Regions from separate parts of the Homo sapiens genome. Here region 2 is linked to region 1. The links are chromatin loops, found by intact Hi-C in ENCODE. Cell type or tissue: CD4-positive, alpha-beta T cell. All regions are shown on one strand. Links, peaks and the distances in the headings refer to the core of each region. The heading gives the core; the rest is flanking DNA.

Region 1 (8,165 bases), core at 1,057-6,056:
GCCTTAGAATTGTCCCGTCTGGGGACAGGGAGACTGGGTATTTACCTACTGTATTAGTCCATCAGGCTGCCATAACAAATACCAAAGAAATGGATGGGTTGAAAAACAGGTGTTTATTTCTCACAGTTCTGGGAGCTAGAAGTCCAAGAACAAGATGCCACAGATTCGGTTGTTAGTGAGAGCTCTCTTCCTGGCTTGCAGACAGCTGCAATCTCGCTGTGTCCTCACATGACAGAAAGAGAGAGAACTCTGTCTCATTTCTTCCTCTTCGTATAGGGATATTAGTACCATCATGGGGACCCCCATTCCCATGACCTCATCTAAATCTAATCATCTCTCAAAGACCCCACCTCCAAATACTATCACACTGGAGGTTAAGGCTTTGACATATAAATTTCAGAGGGACACAAACATTCAATCCACAACATCTACCAACTCTCATCCCCCATGTTTCAGGGTTGCCCTGGGGACATTAACTCCCCCTGTACCTCTGAGTTGCACTTGTGCTCAACTGAGCATGTCCAGGGCAGAGAAGCAGGGAGATGTGGTCACTGGAGCTGAAAGGCTGTTAGGGGACTGGAAACCATGAACCACAACTGGAGGTAAGCAGCCCAGCATCTGAGCCCAGAGAATCAACTGTGGGCCATCTAGAACACCTGCTTCATTTTCCTTCACCTCAGGCTGACCCCTCAATCATAGGAGGATAGAAGGGCTTGCCCAGTTGGCCTCCCACAGTTATTGCCAAGATCGGATGAGATTGTGTGAAAGAGTGTTACAAACTACAAGGCACTACAGAAATTGAAGGTAGAGTAAGCATTATTTAGTTAAGAAAGAAAAGGAGAAGAGGAAGCGAGGAGATGTGAGGAAAGGAAGAGAGGATGAAGGACGAGAAAGAAGAAGAGGAAGGGAGGAAGAAAGGAGGAAGAAAGGAAGGAAAGAGAAAGGAAAGGAGAGAAAAATACACTGGTCACTAACAGCATAGATTATGACCCAAGAAAATTAATGTTATGTACTCAACAAATTGTTATCAGGCACATCACTGTTCCAGGCCTTCTTCTAGGTATTAAAAATTCAGTTGTGAACCAACTGCCCCAATTTCTTGCCCTCACGGAGCCTACATTCTAGTGGGGGAGTAAAATATATAGCAAGGTTGTAAAGAGCTATGAATAGCAACAAATCAAGGAAGGTTGCTAGGGAGGGTTGAAGAGAGTAATAGGGTTGCAGCCTTTAATAGGTCTGGAAAGGTGTCACTAGAAGGTGACTTTGGGGTCAAGCCCTGAAGAAGAAGAAGGAGGAAAGGGCCAGGGCAAAGGCCCTCAGATAGATGTGTGCCTAGCCTGTTGGGGGAAGGGCAAGGAAGCAGTCATGACTAAGGCAGGGGGACAATGGGGAGGGTGGTAGGAAATGAAGTCACAGGGGCAATGGGGGAAGGGGAGATTGGGTAGGGCCATGTGTGCCACTGTGATGACTGGCTTTCCTTCGGATGAGCTGGGGGCCATTGGAAGGTAGTGAGCTGTGGAGGGACACGGTCTGACTCATGTTCTACAAGGAGCATTTTAAGCCCAGAATGGTGGCTTGTGCTTGTAGTCACAGCTTCTCTAGAGGCTGAGGCAGGAGGATCACTTGAGGCCAAGGTTCAAGACCAGCCTGGGCAACAAAAGTAAGACCCCTGTCTCTGAAAAAAATATATAATAATAAGGGAGCACTTTAGCTGTCGTGTTAAGAACAAGCTGTTAGGGCAGTCACTCAAGAGGCTGCCTCAGTGATCCAGGCTTGAGAGGGTGAGGCGGGACTAGAGAGGGTGGCAAGTGGCGAGGTTCTGCATCTCTGTTTTAAAGTGCTGCCAGTGGGATTTACTGCAAGAATGGGCAAAAGGAAAAACTGAAGGATGAATGTAAGGTTTTGGACCTGAGCGACTGGAAGAATGGAGCTGCCAAAACTGAGACTCCAAAGACCAGGAAGAATGGGCTCAAGCAAGGAGATAATGGGAACTTGGCTGAGTCTGAGATGCTATTTGGTGTGGAGGTGAAATGCTGAGTAGCAATCGGGAAGGCATGCACTGTGGATAGGAACCAGGGAGTTCTGAGTGCATAGATACCATTCAACACCACATGACTGAATGGGGCCACTTTAGGGGAGGGAATAGAGGGAGATGAGAAAAAGACATGCCCAGGAGTCCTGGGACACTGTGAGTGTGAGAGGTCGAGGAGGTGAAAAGCAAATGAGACAAGGAGGCTGGGAAGGTGTGGCCAAAGGGATGAGCAAAACCAAGACAGGATGATGTTCTGGGAGCCAGGTAAAGAATGGTGTGGCTTCAATAGCAAAGACTTGGAACCAACCCAAATGTCCATCAATGATAGGCTGGATTAAGAAAATGTGGCACATGGCTGGGTGTGATAGCTCTCGCCTGTAATCCCAGCACTTTGGGAGGCCGAGGAAGGCAGATCACGAGGTCAGGAGATCGAGACCATGCTGGCTAACACGGTGAAACCCCATCTCTACTAAAAATACAAAAAATTAGTTGAGCGTGGTGGCGGGCACCTGTAGTCCCAGCTAATCGGGAGGCTGAGGCAGGAGAATGGCATGAACCCAGGAGGCAGAGCTTGCAGTGAGCTGAGATTGTGCCACTGCACTCCAGTCTGGGCAACAGAGCAAGACTCCATCTCAAAAAAAAAAAAAAAAAGAAAAGAAAATGTGGCACATATATACCATGGAATACTATGCAGCCATAAAAAAGGATGAGTTCATGTCCTTTATAGGGACATGGATGAAGCTGGAAACCATCATTCTGAGCAAACTATCTCAAGGACAGAAAACCAAACACTGCATGTTCTCACTCATAGGTGGGAATTGAACAATGAGAACACATGGACACAGGGTGGGGAACATCACACACCTGGGCCTGCTGGGGGATGAGGGGAGTGGGGAGGGATAGCATTAGGAGATATACCTAATGTAAATGACGAGTTAACGGGTGCAGCACACCAACATGGCACATGTATACATATGTAACAAACCTGCACGTTGTGCATATGTACCCTAGAACATAAAGGAAAAAAAAAGAATGATAGAGAAAAAAGAAAAAAAAAAGAATGATGTGGCTTTAGAATTAAGGCATTGTGGGCTACAGGGATAACACCACCACAAAATTTCCCCTAACAATAACAACAAAAATCCTTCCAGGGAGGGTGAAGTCCTCGGGGGTCTTTCCACCTGGCTCAGTGCTTCCCTTGCCTCCCCTTATAGACAAAGCTGCACTTAGCCCCCCAGTTGCCTGCTCCCTGTTTCTTGGAACATCCTTCTGCTTGAGCTCCTGTCCTTGTCTAGACCTGGCTTCTGTGCTCCCCTCTTGTATCATACATATCTCCTGGCATCTGGCCGGGTCCTCATCCAAACATCCGCAGAGCCCCAGAATGCATATGCATGTCCCAACTCCACTCCGGTTCCCACCCAGCCTCCAGTTCTCGATCTACCAGCCACCCCTCTCAAACCAGCACCTGCCCAGATTTGTACCTGCACCCTGCCTCAAATCACCAGTCTGTGCTCCACAGCACCCCCTTCTGGCACAAGACTTGTTTGTAATTTGTCCACTTTTGGCCAACAGTTTCCATCCATGTATATAGCAAGCACCATTCTTCTGGAAGCTTTTAAGCAAGCACACCTTCTTTTCTCACACTTGGCTAACCTCAAAGAAACCTAAGATTAAAAAAACCTGGTATGCAGAGCCCACTTGATTGTGGAGAGGCACAGACACACACACACATACATACACACACACATACATACACACACACACACACCCCATCACCACCACCATCACCACCATCATCTTTTGCAACCACATCCATTGCTAAGCCACTCGGTGGCCAATAGCAATTGGGAATCATGACTGAAGAGGCCAAAATTGCACATCTCTTTTCTTCTTCCCACTCTTGCAGCAAGGGCCCTTAAAAACCGATTAGAACATCCTCCCTTCGTACCGAGTAAATAAATGCTGGCCTCTGAGGAGAGAGTGGGGAAGGGAGGCTGTGAGGCGTTGGGTGGGTTTTTCCCTCGCCACAGCAACCTCTTCACTCATCGGAGGCTGGCTCAGAGATTTTAGAGGGAGGCAGCGCCGTAACTCATGAGATTAAAACATGCCCACTTCTCCTCAGACATGTATTCTATATGAAAATGTGGTTTATGGGCAACAGGTCCACAAATCTAAAGCCCAAGCAATTCTACCTATGACCATCAGTCATGGAAGTTACACTCACGGGGAATGAAAATTTACACGACCACTGTTAGCCCATAACCAGCGACAGAGCGTCCTCCCCTGCGAGGAGCCAGGTCTCCCTGACAACAACTATCCGCCCCGTTTTTACTGGCTGGTACCCAGTCTAGTGGCAATGACTCTCAAATGTGAGTATTTATCATGAGATCCTCTCAAGGCCCATCTCCTCTCGTCTGCAGAGAGGAAAATATATTAGGAATCAGGAAAAAAGGGGTCGATTTCCATCTCTTCCCCTTACCGCCCATGCAAACCTCAGCCGTTCATCCTCTCCATCTCAGTTTCCGCCTCTGCTGTCCTGAGAACCTCAAGTGTAACAGTTGTTATAAGGATGATCTTAATTCAGCATAGCACAGTTGGAAAGCTCTTAGGCTCCAGAGTCAGACTACCTTTCAAATTCTGACTCTATCTCTCACTGTGCAACTTTGGGCAAGTTACTTAACTTCTCTGTCTGGATTTCCTCCTCTGTAAAAGGAGATAATAACAATACCTTCCTCATTGTAGTATTTCCTATTATGAGAATTAAAAGAGTTAATATTTGTATAGGGCTTAGAACAGGGCCTGGCAAGTGGAAAATGCTAAATAAGTGTCACATCAAATTCATTCACTCAACCAACATTTATTGAACACTGTATTAGTTTCCCAGGACTGCTGTAGCAAAGTAGCATGCACTGGTGACTTACAACAACTAAAATGTTTTGTCTTACGGTTCTGGAGGCTGGAAATCTGAGATCAAGGTGTTGCTAGGGTTGGTTTCTTCTGAAGGCTGTGAGGAGAATCTGTTCCCTGCCTCTCACCCAGCTTCTGGTGGTCATTGGTGATCTTTGGTGTTTCTTAGTTCATAGAAGCATCACCCAGATCTCTGCCTTCATGTTCATATGGTGTTCTCCCTGTGTGCATGCCTCTGTGTCCAAATTTCCCCTGTTGTAAGGACACTGGTCATATTGGATTAGGGCCCACCCTAATGACCTCATCTGAACACGATGACATCTGCAAATACCCTATTTCCAAACAACATCCCATTCTGAGGCACTGGGAGTTGGGACTTCAGCACACCTTCTCTGGGAGGACACAATTCAACCCATAACAAATACCCACTAAGGATCAAGTATTCTGCAGGGCACTGAGAATACAAACATTAATAAAACATGGTCCTAGCCCTAAGGAGTTCACATTTGAATGTGGAAAACAGATTTTCATGCATTAACTCATTAAGTATTGTATCAGGGAAATATACAAATACAAGGACAAAAGGAACAGGAGTGGTGGCACCGGAAGAAAGATTTCAGTATGTGTGTGCTGGGCCTTCAAGGGTGAGCTGTATTGACATTCTCCAAAGGAAAACACACAATCAGAGATGCAGGAGTCTGAAAGCACATGGCATTTTCTGGGAACTCGAGTTCTTGATATGGCTATAGTGTCAGATGAGACTCATGAAAGATAAATCCAGAAACATTGTTAAGATCAGATTCCAAAAGGCCTTGTCTTCCAGGTTAAGGAGGTTTCACTTTATCCTATAAGTACTTGTCTTAGGTCAAGATCCCCAGAAGCAGAAAAGGATTCCTGTGAAAATGATTTATTAGGAAGTATTACCTTGAAATGCCAAGAAAGAAGTAGGGAAGGGTCAAAAGCCAAGCCAACAGACTGTACTAAGCAAAGTCTCATGGAGGGCAACTTCTGCTCAATCCTACAAGGGTACTCTGGAGACACTATAGGTCATATCTCAGAGTTGTCTAGATTGGAAGAGGAGGTGGGAGGACTTATAGCCTCTCACCCAGTAATCACTGGTTCAGAGCAGCCCCCAGGCACTTTGAGCTGCCCACAGTAGCCCACAATGCAAGTGGCATGGCTCTGGCAGCCTGAGGGAAGTCCCTCAACAGAGAGACACTGGCTTCCAGGAGTGGAGGCACACTGGGAGCCAATGTCCATAAAAATAGCAAAAAGACTGCAGAGTGAGACAAGAGCCTCTGCTACTGTTGCAGAGTCATTAAAATGTTTTAATGAAGGAATTAAGTGATCTGATCTCTATGTCAGAAATCTAACTGATAATGGTGTTAAAAATGGAATGGCAAGAAAACAGGCTGGTTGCAAGGAGAGCACTTAGGAAGCCATGACAATGGTCCAAGCCTACTGGGGACCCTAAAAAAGGTGAGGGGAAGGAGGAGAGGGGCATCAGAGAGATATTTATGGCTAGGACTTGATGACTGTTGGCTCTGAGGGAGAGATAACTAGCTTCTGTGTCTAAAAAGATAACGGATATAACACAGGTTTACTGAAGAAGTGGGGAAGATGGTTTGGGATATGTCAAATGCCTACAGCATACCCAGCTGGCAGAAATACGGGCCTCGACATCAGGAGAGAAGCTACAGTGGGAGCTATAAATTCAGAAGACTTTGGTGTGGAGGTGGTAGATGACAATAGGAACCAGAAAGAAAGGGTGGAGTCAGAAAAAAAGATCAAAAAGGAACACTAGAGAATGTCAACCGTTGAGAGATGAGTGAGGGAAAGAGATGGAGAAAGAGCCATAGACAGGTTCAGGACTAGGAGAGGTGTGTAAGCAAGAGGCAAAGGAGGACACTGCAAGAAAAAAAAAGTGGTCAATGGCATTTGATGATGCACAGATGTCAAAAGAGGGTCAGGAATGAGCAAAAGTCATTAGTTTTGACTATTACGAAAGCATTTGTGACCTTCACAGGAACCGTGATAGAGGAGAAAACCACACTGTTATAGGCTGAAAAGGAAATAAAAGAAATTGAGGTAACAATATATTACCATGCTACCAAAAGCAGGGTCCACAGACCAGCAGTAGCTATTGGTATCATATGGGAAGCTCGTTAGAAACACAAATTCTCAAGCCTCACCTCAGATCTACTGAATTAGAAATTCTGAGGCCGAAATCCAGGAATCTGTTTTTAACAAGGCCTACAGGTGATTCTGATGAATGCTAAAGTTTGAGAACCACTGATATATACAACTTTAAAGAAGTTTGACTGTGAACAGAAAACAATGTGACAGCTACTTACAGAGGAGGCAGTGCCCAGTTCAGATGGAAAATTGGTCAATACTTCACAAATAGAAGGAGGTATTGGAAAAGCATACAGGTAGCCACTGGTTTTGTAATTAACAAGAATAGACGATCTATAGGTAATCCATGAGCAAACTGCAAAACAGGTGCCCAGGGGAAATGTGACATTTGTTTCTTTTGGAGCACAAAGTTGTCATCTGGATCATAATTTTCACCTAGATCTCTCACAGCATTTTACAGAGTAGTGACTGATTATGACTACGTGTAAATGTAAAACCAACCATCAAACAGGTCATGAGAAACCACTGAACCTCTGTGTCTTTAGAGGCAGATAAGTTGAGAGTCTAAAGTGGGTGTGTTGTGTCAAATCTTGCCATAGAATCCAAACTTCTAATTCCTAATGTCCAGCTTCATCCTAGTTTTCTATTGCTGTGACACCAGACACCCCAAACCTAATGGCATAAAACTGCTACAATCAGTTATCATTTTCTCCTATGGTTCTGGGATTGGCTGGGCTCAGCTAGGCGACTCTCCCTGTGGTTTCAGGCAGACAGTGGCTGATACTGGAATCATATCAAAAGCATAATCATTTGCATGTCTGGCTGTGGATGCTGGCTGTTAACTGGGACTTGTTGGGGGCTGTTGTCAGGAATCTCTCCACACATCTCTATATCGTCTGGGCTTCCTCACAGCAAGGCAACTGGGCTCCAGAGATCATGTCCTGAGAGAGAGAGTGATCTAGGCAAAAGTTGCATTGCCTTTTCTGACCTAGCCTTGGAAGTCACGGAACATCACTTCTGCTGTACTCCATTCGTAGAGGCAGCCATAAGTCCTGCCCTGGTCCAAAAGGAGGGGACACAGACTCCATAT
Region 2 (8,165 bases), core at 1,963-6,962, 180 kb before region 1:
CCCAAGAGACCATGTGGGCTTGTCCCATCATGCCTCACATCCTGATTTATCTTGGCCACTACCAACTGTCCTATCCCTTCAGGTTTCTCTAAGACCCCTCTTCTCAAATGGTCTGAATGTTCCCCAAGCTGACTTGGGCTCCCAATTCCAACCCGCCCCTCCCCCCCACCCCTCCCCCAGCCACCTGGACACTTCAACTCTGCCCTCTGGAACATGTGATCTTTATCCACATAATAACTTTTATATTTTCAAACTCTTCACTAAACTTAAAGGAAAATAAAATAAAGATCAAACATTGAGCTCTTCGTGAAGAAGTTTCATTGCTAAGGGGTAACGGGATCCAGCATGGAGTCTAGGCTGTGGGAGATGAGGTACAAGGAAAGAGAAATAGGGCAGGTCTTTTAAAGCCAAAAGACTGAGTGTTTCCATCCCATATTAGAAAAGCAAAATCTCTTAGGCTGGTGATGGCTGGGCTCGTTAGACAGATGAGCCCAGGGGAGGAGGGATAGTTTACTGTGCATGCAGGGTGACCGTCTGGGAATCATGCTGTCTGACTGCTTCTGTAGCATATGCCATAAGTCTGGGCTAGGGTTACAGAATCTTATCAGGGCACCATTGGTATCATCAGGCTAGGTGGTCGGGTCAGGGATTGGCAGACTGTTCCTTTCACTTTTTGCCTACCTGAATTCTGTCTGAATCCTGGAGACATTACCTCCCATTCAGCCCTTAGAAGAAGTGGTATTTTCTTACCACCCTGTCACACCCAAACCCCATGAATCCTGGGCTTGGAGAAGGGATGAAGATTTTCCTTGCAGATTATTTTGTCCCTCCTTTATCCCTAAAGCACCCAGATCCCTGGAAGCAATTCTTACAGACCACATTCTGTTATATGGTTTGGAGGCTGAAATGTGACCTCCAATGTCACATTGGAGGTGGACCTAGTGGGAGTTGTTTGAGTCATGAGGGTGGATCTTTCATGAATGATTTGGTGCTGTCATCACGATAATGAGTGAGTTTTCTCTGTGTGAGTTCATGTGAGATCTGATTGTTTAAAAGAGCCTGGCACCTCACCTTTTCTCTCTCTGTCTAGCTTCCCCTCACCATGTGATATGCTGGCTCTCCATCACCTTCTGACATGATTGTAATCTCCCTGAAGCCTCACCAGAAGCCAAGATGCTGGCACCATGCTTATACAGCCTGCAGAACCATGAGCCAAATACATCTCTTTTCTCTATAAATTATCCAGTATCAGGTATTCCTTTATGGCAACACAAAATGGACCAATACACTCCCCATATCCTCTCTCTGCTAGCTCAGGTCATCTGAAAAGTTGACACTAAGACAAGATTAGACATGCAAGAGATTTACTAGAGAAACTACCTGTTGGGGGGAAAAATGGAGAGGGAGCTGGAGGAAGCAGAGAGAGCCTTCACACATGATGCAGGTCTAATTCTGTAGAAGGAAGGGTAACTGGGAAAGTCTGACTTCAGTGCATGTCTAAGAAAGTTTTGGCAAAACTAATGAGGAGTCCTTGGGCCAAAGGGGCAGATCAGAGGAATCCTGCATCTCCCATTGAGGCGCCTGCCCTAGTGTCCCTGCTGTGCTCACTCATGGCTGAGAGCAGCTGGTGGAGGGTGTGGCTTCAATGTGATAATGGATTTCAGAGTGCAGCCACAGGTCAGTTACACTCCTGCCAGTAAGAGGTCTGAGAAGGGCATTCTTGTGGCTGCCACAATCTCCCTATTGCAATCATCTTCTATCAGACACACACCATCACTGCTTTTCACTGAAGATTTTATCACCAGGAACACTATCTTTCTCTCCACCACTACAAATTTCTTAACTCTTTGTCATTTCAACAAACACCTAGAGAGACCTTCCAACATTGTGACCTCTCATTGCCTTGACATCCTCACTTTCTGTGGTCTTTATCATCTCCATCTCAGCTACCTATTGCCAAGGTGGCATTAACAAAACTGCTCCATTCCCAAGCCTTAGTTTCCAGCTTCCCATATTCCCACCTCATATCATCCCAGCTCTCTTTCTCTAGTGTTCTGAAGCCAATCAATCTTGGGCCCCTTTAGGTCCCCAGTCCCGCCATTGCACCAACTTTTCACTGCATCTTACCTCCTTTACTCTCTCCTTATTCTCCTATTTCACCTTAGAGTCCACAGCCCATTCCCATAACCACTTCTTGCACATATTGTCAATTCCTTGTACATTCTCTCAACTCCATTATTTTGCTTGCCCTTGTTAAGCAAGCTGGTGAAAAACACTCAACCATTTCTGACCGGTCTCACTTGAAATTTATGATGGCAGACCTCTAGTGGGACCTCAGTGCAGCCAAGCAATCTTATCGCATTTCCCCAGTCAATTCTCTCTCCTCATTCTCTGAGATGACTATTTCATACTTTTTCACCTTTACTCTAACCTCCAACAATTCCTCCCCCTTCCTTCTTCTCAGCTGATGACCTTCTTCCTTACTTCCCTAAGATGGAAGCAGAGAACTTGCTTCCTTTCCACCACACCATCTGCCTACCTACCCAAATCTATACTCACAAACTCTGCTTTTCCTCCTAATAAAATGGATGAACTTTGTGTTATTATATGCCAGGTTAGCCCCACTAGGTGTGAACTGGATCCCATCCTCTATTGCTTATTCAAGGCCTGGGTCTTGCAGTTATCTCTTCTCTCTCCTGCTTCTTCCGTTTTTCTCTCTTCACTGGATCATTTCCATCAGCATAAAAACATGCTGTAATACCTGCCATTAAAAAATACTTTAGAAACCTCCCTGGTGCACACATCTCTCCAGCCACCATCCATTCTCCTCCCCATCTTTATAGTAAAACTGCTTTTGTCTAAACCTGCCATCTCTACTTCCTCTCCTCCCATGACCCTTGAACCCCCTCCAATCAGGTGTCAGGAAATGAGAACCATTTCTCCAGCCCCCTTGTTGATCTGCAGTAAAAATTTCATAGTGTCAGGCTGCTTCCCTTTCTCCAGTGTTCTTCTGAGTAGATCATCCCGATTTCAGGAGACTCTTTCTGAGTAGAGAATCCGCAGGCTCTAGCATCTACTTGGTTTGGGGCTAGGTTGACCCAGGCACTTCTTTTCTCAAGACCTTTATAATAGGGCACCCAGAGTGTGTACTGATGATGGACTTGATGGAGACCCACTTAGCTTCACCAAGTTCACTCATTCTGAGTCCCCATCTTACCCTGGACATTCCCGTGCTCTGTGTCTGAAACCTCACCCTCCACTCCAGCAATGCAAAAAAAAAAAAAAAAAAAATGTCCTGCTGAAGTTTCTCTGCTCTGAGTTCTCTTCTTTGTTCTAAGTTCTAAGACTTGGGCACCACCCTGAGCCCACAAACGAACACTTGTTCAGACAGCACCTGGCACAAGTTTTACACAGGCTGCCTTCACTTCTCTTTTAAAAAACACAAGGGCTCCCTTTTGGGGATTGTCTTCCCAGCTGTAGGAACTGGAAAGACAAGTACATAAGAAATAGCAAATCAATTAGTACATAAGAAATAGCAAATCAATTAGTACATAAGAAATAGCAAATCAATTAATTTAACAAATACTTGTTAATTAACTGCTCTGTGTTAAGTGCATATTTATATTCGTGATCAAAAGAAGCAAATTCATATCCATATGGATCTTACACTCTAATGCTACCTATCATCTGTTATCTATATATCTATGGAAGCCTACCTGTTATCTATATATCTATGGAAGCCTATATTATAATTTCCTCAAAAAAATCTCAAGCTAAGTGAAGGAAAACATGTCCTATGGCCATGCCCCTTCCCCTTACACCTCAAACCAGCCTTCACATCTATATACCTATTGTCACCCCTCTGTAGAAATGGCCTATTCATTGATGAGCACAAATGGGTCATGATTGCCAGTTCTATACCTTCTTGCATGTGATACTCAACAGGCATCTTATAAGACATAGAGCCATTACCATTAGCTTCACATCACCATTAAGGAATTTCTGGTTCAGAGACGTTAAGAAACTTTCATGAGGTTTATCAGCTATTTAGTGGTTGAGCTGGAGCTTGAAGTTCAGACTTCTACACTCAGATTGGACAGTGTTATAGGCCATATCGGTCATAAAGATTACGAGGTACCTAGAAAAAAATAATGTAAGTGTGCAAGGCCATATCGGTCATAAAGATTACCAGGTACCTAGAAAAATATAATGTAAGTGTGCCAGGTTTGTTTCTGTAGTTATATTGCTTGCATAGAGGTATTTTGTTAGCCTTGTGGTGGCCACAGGGAGTATTACAGTCCTCATCTGTCTGTGTTTATTCATCTTGAACTCAAAATGGGGCCTGAGTAATCATGACCTCACCCAATTTACATTTATCCCTAGTAGCAGGAGACAGGATTCACAATAATGTTCTTTAGTTCTTTCTTAAGTAGTCACCCATATTACATATTTCCAATTTATAATCACACATATAATAACATAGTTTTGTTATTCAAGAGTGAGACTGTGATAGTATTTACTGAGAGACTCTTGACAATTGTTTTTCTAAGCATTGCACAGAGTATATAGTTCATACTTTGTTTTTAATCATGCTTGGCTCAGATATGAAATTATGAAGTATATATAATGTGTATTACCAATATGTAGCCCCTACATAAGTCTGTTCTTCAATAGATAAGTATCTTTATTCTTCACAAACTCCCAACACTTGATAAAGAAACAGTAAGTGGAAACATGTAACCTCTAGGGGGAGCTCAAGGCTTCTCTCTCCTCCCTCTGCTCTGGGGAGGAGGAGGACTGGTAGAAATGGGTCAAGGTCAAGGATATTATTGGGCCCAGGAGTGGGTAGGTGATCTTTGACTGTGCCTAGCCAGGAGGTTAAAGGGTTTTGTATATGCATAATGGTTTTTGTTTTGTTTTGTTTTGTTTTTTTATCTTCCCTCGGAAAGCAACCTTTTGAGAATTCTCCCCTATGGCTGATGTCATAGGAGTGGCCCTTCCCACATTGAAGGAACCCTGGCAGGAACTGGATGGGGCAGAGAAAAAGATGATGCATGGACATACTTCAGTCTGGGCCTTAGGCCAGAGGAGCAATGGAATCCTGTGGCTTGCCATGATTCACCTTTGCTCACTAGATCCAGGGGTTCCTCACAGGGGTGCATGGGGGATTGAGGTCAAAGTCATATGTCATTAAGCAGAGGAACTTTGCTGGAAAGTCTCTCTGTTGAGCTTTTAGAGGAGCCTAGTAGGGCTGTCAGTGGCCACAGTGGGTTAATGTGTGTGGACTTGGGGATCAGGAGGCCTGACTTGTTCCCTAATTAGTAATACAAGTAACATAAACAAGCACAGCAATCCAATTATGGCATAGAAAATGTGTCCTAAGAAAATATGTATACTATAAACATAAATACAATACTATGTGTTTATGCAAATGAGTTATAAAATATAATATATTAAGGAAAGTTTCAAGTAAAGCATTACTGAACAAAGCTGAACTGTGGTTTATTCAACAGAATGAATGCACATGGAATAGAATCATGTTGAGAGCCTTGGCGTGGAGCTTCAGGGGCTGAGGCTCAAGATGTCTCATTGAATGGACTCTGCCAGTTCAGTGGATCTTCAGAAAAGAAGTTCATTTAGTGGGAAGAGTAGCCTCCCCAGGGAAAAGGAACAGAAATCCTTTAGCTTCTCTGGGCTCCTGTCTTAGTTTGAATTCCCTCAAAACAGATGCTGAGATGAAGATTGGGTATAGGTCATTTATTTGCAAGGTGGTCTCAAGAACTGCAAGTAAGGGAACAAGGAGAGTGATAGAGGGGAGGAAAGGTAATAAATGTGTGTTAATGAGCTGGTTATGCTGAAGGCAATTAACATTCAATGCTGTGTGGAGCCAGGTGAAACAACATGTGGATCACACCTCTGAGTCAGCTTCCCTGGAGGATGGGAAGGCTGGGGCATTTGCGCACCAACTCCTATTCCCCATTCATTCAAGATTTCCCCTTGGGCATCAGCTTACCCACATTTCTGGGTTGTGCTCATGATTCTGGAGAGTGATGTCAGAAGTGAAGGGCAAACTCTTGAAGTGGAAAGCTGTCTGCATGCCAAAGTTTGTCCGAGACTTCTAGGAAATCAAGTGTGCTAAGGGAACATAGGAAAGGGTATCAACAACATTCTCATATCAAAATTGAGACTGGTCTGGATGACCTCCAAGGCTGCTCCCAGCTTATGTGTCCAATAATTCTCTGCTGTATGGAGTTGCCTGCACCATGGGTTTTCTATCCTTGGTGGTGGTGAGTGCCCTTCTCTAGAAGTAAGTAAGCAGATGCTTGATAACCACATGGAAGGAATGTTGTAGCATCCAATACGTGATTGAAATAAGAAACTTTCAACACGCTGTCTTAGATTGAGTTCCTAGAAAACAGACCTGTGATGAAGATTCAGGTTTGAGTGATTTAGTAATGAAATGCTTCCCAAGGAGGACAGTAAGGAAGTGCGAGAAGCAGGATAGAGAAGGGAAGGAAGCCAAAAAAGGGTTTTATGTCAAGGAAAGTCCCAGCCTCAGCCTGATCCCACAGGGAAGCGCTGGTGTGCAAATCACCTCATATTCTGTGGTGACCCCAGGCAAGGGAGAGGGTTTTTCATTCTCCCTTACCCTTCAGTCATTGCCCTCAGGGGAATGTAAACTTAGGGAGGTATGGCACAGCCACACTTGTATGAATGTTGGCTCTGTTCTGATACAGATTTACAAGACTTGGTGGATGAGACCTTGGCCCTCAGGCTCCAAAAATCCTGTCTTTGGCCCATTCTAATGCAGCTGACAGCTGACATGCAGGAGACTTAGTATTTCAGAGCTCTAACTTCCAGAATCCATAGTGCTGAAGAGGGCAATTCAGGGAATTTTTTTATAGGATAGAAATTCAAGCTTTCAAGGTACAGAATGACCCCAAACCCTCATGCAAACTGTGTGTAATCTTTTCAAACTGAAGTAGATTTGGGACTAAAGACAGTAGAAATATTTCTGAAATGAAGGGATAAATCTACCCATGCAGAGATGCAGCACAATGCTATCATAAAAAATCCACTTTTGTCCATGCCACAGCCCTGAACCTCTCGTGCACCAGATCAGAGACCCTGATAAATCTGGGCTGCTAGAAATGCCAACCAGCTCATATGTTTTCAGTGAGCAATGACAGGGAGCCAAATTGCTTTATTCCGATTAGGGAAGGGCCTCTGACTGTAAAATATACTGTGTGAAAAAAAATATTGAGTTTTAGTTTGCTGACACATCAATTTAAGAGAGTTATGGCTCTCACATGGAGGCCAAGCAGGTATCTCTCCACACGTATGTGCAATAAAAATTAACTGTGGCCTTTTATACAGGGCACTGTTCTCACTTGTGGGATCAGAGGGTGACCTGAGTGTCACTTCCAGTGGCAAGCCACAACACTGGAGGTGTTGGTTCTTTTCTGAAAAGACCCACAGAGGGAAACCAACACCAAAAGCCATAAACGAGCTCCATGTTTAACTTTTTGATTCTACAAAGAGATATGCAGTCATGTTTTGTTTGTATATTTCCAAGAATATGTACATATATATGTATGTTTTATGGGTACAATGTATGTGCATCAATCAGGATCCAGACAGGAAAAGAAAAACTTCTCCAAGTCTTTCAAGTTAATTCAGGGAATTGGTTACACACAAACTGGAAGGGAGAAAAAGTCAAACAGAGAATGATGAGGCAATCCAGAGATTAGCAACAGTGGGAAGCTGCTACCACCTTAAAGTCTCAAGGGATACAGGGATGGCTTTATGGAATTCAGGGGCTGGAGCCATCTAGGGTGAGCTTAAACCATGGTGAGAGCTCCCCAGAGAGCTGTGGCCACAGAAGGAGAGGTTGTCTTGTGGGATCTGGAATGTCTCTACTGCCAGAGATGCCTTAGGAAACTGAGAGTGAGGGAGGTGAAATGTTCTGACTTCTCTCTTCCCCCTGCTCTCCAATCTTCTACCAGTGCCTCTCATTGGCCAAACTGAGCTGGAAGCTGAAGGGCAAGGGAGTCTGGGATACGTAATTATCTGCCATAAAAGGCACAGCAGCGATGGATCTAAGAGCAGAGGGACAGTTGACAGACATGTTATATAGGTAAATCTCTCTTTGTTGGTTTGTGTCC

What was found. Peaks named below come from ENCODE experiments on the same cell type or tissue, not always from the same donor. Only the 100,000 strongest peaks of a DNase experiment are listed, where the experiment ranks them.
Region 2: a loop joins it to region 1, with 4 times the contacts of the local background. A loop is called at or near these places in 17 of 110 quality-filtered maps.

The regions. Positions count from the first base shown.
Region 1 is chrX:39,441,982-39,450,146 of GRCh38, forward strand. No RefSeq gene overlaps it. Among named protein-coding and RNA genes, the nearest start is that of LINC01283, 11 kb to the left of the region's middle. In CD4-positive, alpha-beta T cell, for the core only: no CTCF peak of the experiment used is centred there; a DNase peak (open chromatin) is centred at 3,550.
Region 2 is chrX:39,256,868-39,265,032 of GRCh38, forward strand. All of the region lies in intron 2 of LOC105373175 (a long non-coding RNA gene), which reads right to left. Among named protein-coding and RNA genes, the nearest start is that of LINC01281, 66 kb to the right of the region's middle. In CD4-positive, alpha-beta T cell, for the core only: a CTCF peak has its summit at 4,741 (motif pointing right); a DNase peak (open chromatin) is centred at 4,774.